2 separate regions of the Homo sapiens genome follow, and region 2 is linked to region 1. The links are chromatin contacts, found by Hi-C or POLR2A ChIA-PET in ENCODE. All regions are on one chromosome and are shown on one strand. The core of a region is the stretch at or near the end of the contact, and the rest is flanking DNA. Distances in the headings are between cores, read along the strand shown. Region 1 overlaps IRF4 (interferon regulatory factor 4). Region 2 overlaps EXOC2 (exocyst complex component 2).

The links. A loop is a pair of places that touch in the nucleus more often than their neighbours do. ChIA-PET counts read pairs that join two places held with the same protein, here RNA polymerase II (POLR2A). Pooled maps may share reads with other maps.
Region 2: a loop to region 1 is called in a map of GM12878, with 2.8 times the contacts of the local background. The contact joins two enhancer-like sites. A Hi-C loop is called at or near these places in 4 of 168 maps with a recorded cell type or tissue (CD4-positive, alpha-beta memory T cell, GM12878, GM20431 and 1 more), 21 of 37 single-sample maps with no recorded cell type and 13 of 50 pooled maps. POLR2A ChIA-PET finds 5 or more read pairs at or near these places in 16 of 52 experiments (CD4-positive, alpha-beta T cell, GM12878, H1 and 9 more).

The regions. Positions count from the first base shown.
Region 1 is chr6:408,871-412,284 of GRCh38, forward strand. It overlaps IRF4 (interferon regulatory factor 4), which reads left to right. Exons shown (of 9, transcript NM_002460.4): 9 at 1-2,573. Among named protein-coding and RNA genes, the nearest start is that of IRF4, 19 kb to the left of the region's middle. RefSeq lists enhancers at 1,258-1,347, 1,768-1,917, 2,818-2,967, 3,338-3,414. Within about 2 kb of position 1,766, at least 3 of the 41 ENCODE cell types and tissues checked have a DNase peak (open chromatin) inside an H3K27ac peak, as active enhancers do.
Region 2 is chr6:497,306-500,719 of GRCh38, forward strand. EXOC2 (exocyst complex component 2) reads right to left here. Exons shown (of 28, transcript NM_018303.6): 24 at 2,340-2,395; 25 at 62-184. Among named protein-coding and RNA genes, the nearest start is that of IRF4, 110 kb to the left of the region's middle. Within about 2 kb of position 1,771, at least 4 of the 41 ENCODE cell types and tissues checked have a DNase peak (open chromatin) inside an H3K27ac peak, as active enhancers do.

The DNA.
Region 1 (3,414 bases), core at 516-3,015:
CGTGCCAATTATAGTTTGACAGGGCCTTAAAATTACTTGGCTTTTTCCAAATGCTTCTATTTATAGAATCCCAAAGACCTCCACTTGCTTAAGTATACCTATCACTTACATTTTTGTGGTTTTGAGAAAGTACAGCAGTAGACTGGGGCGTCACCTCCAGGCCGTTTCTCATACTACAGGATATTTACTATTACTCCCAGGATCAGCAGAAGATTGCGTAGCTCTCAAATGTGTGTTCCTGCTTTTCTAATGGATATTTTAAATTCATTCAACAAGCACCTAGTAAGTGCCTGCTGTATCCCTACATTACACAGTTCAGCCTTTATCAAGCTTAGTGAGCAGTGAGCACTGAAACATTATTTTTTAATGTTTAAAAAGTTTCTAATATTAAAGTCAGAATATTAATACAATTAATATTAATATTAACTACAGAAAAGACAAACAGTAGAGAACAGCAAAAAAATAAAAAGGATCTCCTTTTTTCCCAGCCCAAATTCTCCTCTCTAAAAGTGTCCACAAGAAGGGGTGTTTATTCTTCCAACACATTTCACTTTTCTGTAAATATACATAAACTTAAAAAGAAAACCTCATGGAGTCATCTTGCACACACTTTCATGCAGTGCTCTTTGTAGCTAACAGTGAAGATTTACCTCGTTCTGCTCAGAGGCCTTGCTGTGGAGCTCCACTGCCATGTACCCAGTAGGGTTTGACATTTCATTAGCCATGCAACATGGATATGTATTGGGCAGCAGACTGTGTTTCGTGAACTGCAGTGATGTATACATCTTATAGATGCAAAGTATTTTGGGGTATATTATCCTAAGGGAAGATAAAGATGATATTAAGAACTGCTGTTTCACGGGGCCCTTACCTGTGACCCTCTTTGCTGAAGAATATTTAACCCCACACAGCACTTCAAAGAAGCTGTCTTGGAAGTCTGTCTCAGGAGCACCCTGTCTTCTTAATTCTCCAAGCGGATGCTCCATTTCAATTGCTTTGTGACTTCTTCTTCTTTGTTTTTTTAAATATTATGCTGCTTTAACAGTGGAGCTGAATTTTCTGGAAAATGCTTCTTGGCTGGGGCCACTACCTCCTTTCCTATCTTTACATCTATGTGTATGTTGACTTTTTAAAATTCTGAGTGATCCAGGGTATGACCTAGGGAATGAACTAGCTATGAAATACTCAGGGTTAGGAATCCTAGCACTTGTCTCAGGACTCTGAAAAGGAACGGCTTCCTCATTCCTTGTCTTGATAAAGTGGAATTGGCAAACTAGAATTTAGTTTGTACTCAGTGGACAGTGCTGTTGAAGATTTGAGGACTTGTTAAAGAGCACTGGGTCATATGGAAAAAATGTATGTGTCTCCCAGGTGCATTTCTTGGTTTATGTCTTGTTCTTGAGATTTTGTATATTTAGGAAAACCTCAAGCAGTAATTAATATCTCCTGGAACACTATAGAGAACCAAGTGACCGACTCATTTACAACTGAAACCTAGGAAGCCCCTGAGTCCTGAGCGAAAACAGGAGAGTTAGTCGCCCTACAGAAAACCCAGCTAGACTATTGGGTATGAACTAAAAAGAGACTGTGCCATGGTGAGAAAAATGTAAAATCCTACAGTGAAATGAGCAGCCCTTACAGTATTGTTACCACCAAGGGCAGGTAGGTATTAGTGTTTGAAAAAGCTGGTCTTTGAGCGAGGGCATAAATACAGCTAGCCCCAGGGGTGGAACAACTCTGGGAGTCTTGGGTACTCGCACCTCTTGGCTTTGTTGATGCTCCGCCAGGAAGGCCACTTGTGTGTGCGTGTCAGTTACTTTTTTAGTAACAATTCAGATCCAGTGTAAACTTCCGTTCATTGCTCTCCAGTCACATGCCCCCACTTCCCCACAGGTGAAAGTTTTTCTGAAAGTGTTGGGATTGGTTAAGGTCTTTATTTGTATTACGTATCTCCCCAAGTCCTCTGTGGCCAGCTGCATCTGTCTGAATGGTGCGTGAAGGCTCTCAGACCTTACACACCATTTTGTAAGTTATGTTTTACATGCCCCGTTTTTGAGACTGATCTCGATGCAGGTGGATCTCCTTGAGATCCTGATAGCCTGTTACAGGAATGAAGTAAAGGTCAGTTTTTTTTTGTATTGATTTTCACAGCTTTGAGGAACATGCATAAGAAATGTAGCTGAAGTAGAGGGGACGTGAGAGAAGGGCCAGGCCGGCAGGCCAACCCTCCTCCAATGGAAATTCCCGTGTTGCTTCAAACTGAGACAGATGGGACTTAACAGGCAATGGGGTCCACTTCCCCCTCTTCAGCATCCCCCGTACCCCACTTTCTGCTGAAAGAACTGCCAGCAGGTAGGACCCCAGAGGCCCCCAAATGAAAGCTTGAATTTCCCCTACTGGCTCTGCGTTTTGCTGAGATCTGTAGGAAAGGATGCTTCACAAACTGAGGTAGATAATGCTATGCTGTCGTTGGTATACATCATGAATTTTTATGTAAATTGCTCTGCAAAGCAAATTGATATGTTTGATAAATTTATGTTTTTAGGTAAATAAAAACTTTTAAAAATTTGTTATGGAATGTGTGTGTGTGTTATTAAACATGCATCCTGATAGCTTTTAAAGCACTTTCTCCTGCGGTTACGTTCCTTCAGAGAGGCTGCTGTACGTGTCTCTGAAATCAGATCTCCAAGTGTTCACCTTGTTAAAGAGACAAACGCTGGCCAAGTGCCGGGCTGCTCCTCCCACACAGAGGAGTGTCTGTGAAGAGTAATCATCCTGCTCTCCCGTTAGCATCTGCCTCCTCTTCCTTTATCTGTACTTTAAAAGGTTTAGGGCTTTCAAGGAAGTTGTTTTTAATGTTTTCTTTTGTTTATATTCGAAGCTCCTCTGATTTTGGTCATTGCTAAAAAGAAGGGATATAGGTTAACTAACACTCCAAATGTGAAAATCAAATGGAAAACTGGATAAAGAGAACAGGATTTAGATGGAACCCCTGGGGATCCGTACGTCTGCTGTTGACCTCAGCTCCAAACTCTTCCTCTCTCTGAGCAGCCAGGCAAGGGAGTCTCCTTTCTCAGCTTCATCGCTTCTACTGATTACATGGCTCAGCTCCTATGCACCTACTAACTTCCAGTCCAGCAGAAAAACTCAAAGAACCAGGCTGCAGCTGCTGGTGCTAAAATCCTTGCAGCTGAAGGTTACATAGAGCTGTCAGAAAAGTTTGTAGTTTGGATCTAGAACCCCCCCTAGAATAGTAGATTAGCATAATTTTGATTTTGCTAAATGGTAAAATTTCTTTTCTAAACCCTCACAAGTTCAGTTGAGAAACTTTCCTGAAAACAAAGATCAATAAATCTTAGCATAGTGATAAGACAAAGGAGACAGCAGCTCCAGTGTTTTAAAAGGGGACAAAAA
Region 2 (3,414 bases), core at 521-3,020, 88 kb after region 1:
AACATTTTATATGCTTTAAATAACAACAGAAGTTCAATATGAAATTGAATGATTTTGTTACCTGTAAAGCTCCATTTTTGCTGAAGGATGAAACACACTGCATCAGTCGACTGAGCTCTTCAGAAACTGCTTCTATCACCTTGGATAGTACCCGAGGGACCAGTTCTTTGGAAATGGTGAACACCTGGTTTGAAATAGGAAGACATGGTGCTTTGTGGGGCTTTTTGACTTGAATTTGTTAAAGACAAAGTTAACATTCAAAACAAAACAAAAGAAAATCAACAGGACTTCTAAGTCATTTTTAAAAGGCCAAAATTATAAATGAAAGGAAGATACAGACTTATATTTAAATTCTATTGACTGATTAACAACAAAAATTCTCTTAAAAATACAATATTGGCAAATATAATTTTGAAAGGCATTACTGATGTTGACAAAATAAAAACTGTTTTGAACATTTCTTTTGCCTCTTGCCCCTTTCACTGGAAAGAAACATCTCTAAAGAAGAAATTAGAGAAATAAGAACATACTGGGTCAATATTTTACCACAATTTAAAAAAATATTGTGTCAGACTCTCCTTAAACTCTGACAAACACCATTTCATATGGGGTACCCCATTCTGTATTGGAGAACAAGCCCCCCCTCCACAATTTTACACATACTGTACTCAATATGTATTTCATTTTATTTGACTTACATTATTTTCAAACCTTAAAGTTTGAGACTTTCAAACTGAGAGTTACTGTCTTTGGAGATTTACTGAAACATCTGACTCTGCTGACTCATAAATGACAGTAAATCATATTTTCTTTTTAAGCTTTTCCTTTTTTCAGATTGAGCCACTAGCATTAAATATTTGAATTAACCCAAACATAACTTGAGTGTCCAAGGAAATTTTTGGCAATTTAAGATTATGTAGCAAATAGTAAATACTATGAATGAAATTCTCCTTTCAGTCATTATAAGCCCATGGCAATTGATAATAGACATTAATAAAAGCTGCCTCACTAGGAATCAGCACCATCACTACAATTTCCACAGATCTCACAGTTCTGCCCACCTACCGAAGAAATGCTTGCAACAACTGCACCTAAATTTGCACTTTGGGCTCAAATTCTATAGGATGCTACCATAACAAAAACAGAATTTTTATATTTTTTATAAGATCACAATTAAAAATATTGCTCCTTATAAAAAGATCTATGTGGTGACTTCCTGCCTGAGTTAAATCATATAAAAACTCTATTGTTAGAGATGAATTTGTATGTTTCCCTTTCATAAGAACTGGAAACTGTAACGTTCTATAGTTTTCTTTCTGCTCTTGGCGCTTCAAACTTCTAGCCAAATTTAGGAACCAGGTAGTGTTATCTTTGTCTTCCCTGGTCATATTCGGGTTTCACTCTTAATTAACCATGTTTTTTCAGTTTACCTTGATGGCCTCAGATACTTTTGGATGCAGCAGGCGGCATAAACCTAAAAACACCCTTCTTGGATGCTTGTCGCCCAAGAGGCACCTGGGCAACGGTGGAAACGACTGAATGGTAGCCTCTTTGATCTGCCCCACTTTATCTGGTCCCCCATTAGTCTGTGAGCCACAGCCACTCTCAAAGTGTTGGCAAAGCAGTGAGTAACAAATCCTGAAATGACTGAATGAAAACAGGCAGCCATAGATCATGGTGGTAGCTCTGGTCTCTTCTTTCAATGTTCCTCAGAAGAGTCCTCCTAACCAGGATGTTCACTGAGGATGTTAACACAAAGCTTAAGATGAAAGCGTGTCAAGTGAGAGCAAGTTTTCGCATGGCCCAGAAGCACCAATACTGTCTGCATGACCCTAAGTCAACCACGGACAGGAAACCACGCATCTGTTCCAGTGTCGGCCTGCCCCGAGTCTCTTTCTAAGCAGTGTCTGCCTTTCTGGAATCCCAGCCACTGCTACAGGAATCAGATACCAGTGCTTATTTGTACACAGGCTAAAAAGAGGTTAATTCATTTTCCAAGATAAGGGATTTACTATTCTTTGAAGGATAAACATCCTTGCAATCTATCTTCACCTTTCAAATATTTATGAATTTAGCTGGAATTATCAAAGAAAACATACAATTTCAGAGAAAGACTCACAGTTAAACACACACACACACACACACACACACACACACACACACACACAGAGACAGAGAGAGACAGACAGTGCGAGCAAGAGCTGAACTGTATCTTATTTATACCCAAGACACATTCTGAGGGAAAAAAAAGACCACCATAGAAATAATCAAATTTACATCTTTCTTTTTTCTTTTTTTTGGTTATCCATATCTCTTAGGAACATCTAATGATACTTTACCTCTGCATGCACGGCAATTATATTCACCAGTGCTTCTTTTAAATAGTTTCTGACACCTGAAATTGAAATAAAGGAGAGAAAGAAGGCATTAATAATAACACAAGCTCCCCTCCCCTGCTGGCAGGCTGTACCCCATGCTTTAGAGTTTTCTGAGGAGAAACAGAAAGTAACACCACCACTATTTCCTTTTGAGAATCAAATGGTGAAAGGAGTATTTCCATACAGGTCAAAAAGAAAAAAAAAGAAATGAGAAGTTTTCTTTTATTGTTTTTCATTTCTGTCACTGTTTATGTTCTCTATAACTGGCTCTCAGTCGGCCTCAAAATGAAAATTTAAGAATGTTCTTCAGTTTCTTCACGCACACACACACAGAGAATATATATAGATAAGTATCTATATATACTGTAAAACATATACACACTGTAAAACATATACGGTAAAACATATATACTGTAAAACACACACACACACTCAGTATAAGCAGTAACACAAAATACAGAGGGTGTTTAACAATGCTTATAAAATGCACATTAAATATCAATTATAGCATCTTACTACCAAAGGTGAAAGTCAAGTTATTGAGCAGAAGGACCATTTTTGTCTTAAGGAATCACTTTTAGGAGAAACTCCTTATAAAACTGAATTTGATTCTGTAAGCAAGTTAAAGCCTGGACAAAATAAAACATCAGATTTTAGGTACAAGTTCAATGAGCCTCACTTTGCTCAAAAGCAGAAACACACAGGATTTAAGAATGTGGGGTCTGAGGTCTGACTATTGGGGACCAAACCCCAGTTTCGACAGCTGCTAGTTGTGACTTTTGGCAAGAAGGCTGTGAGCCTCAGTTTTCTCATCTGTCACAGGAGAATAATAATTGTCCCACCCTTGGGGGGCTGCAGTGAGGATGAAGGGGGATGCATGCCATAGGTCCTGGCATTCACAGCGTTCACTAAGAGCTTTCATTATCATCATTTTGCAGGAAAAAAACCCCATAAAAACAAAATACTGTTTTATTGTGTTTCCAAAACAATTCCTTTCCCTTGAAGTGGGAGATTCCAGATGCCTTCTAGAGCTGCA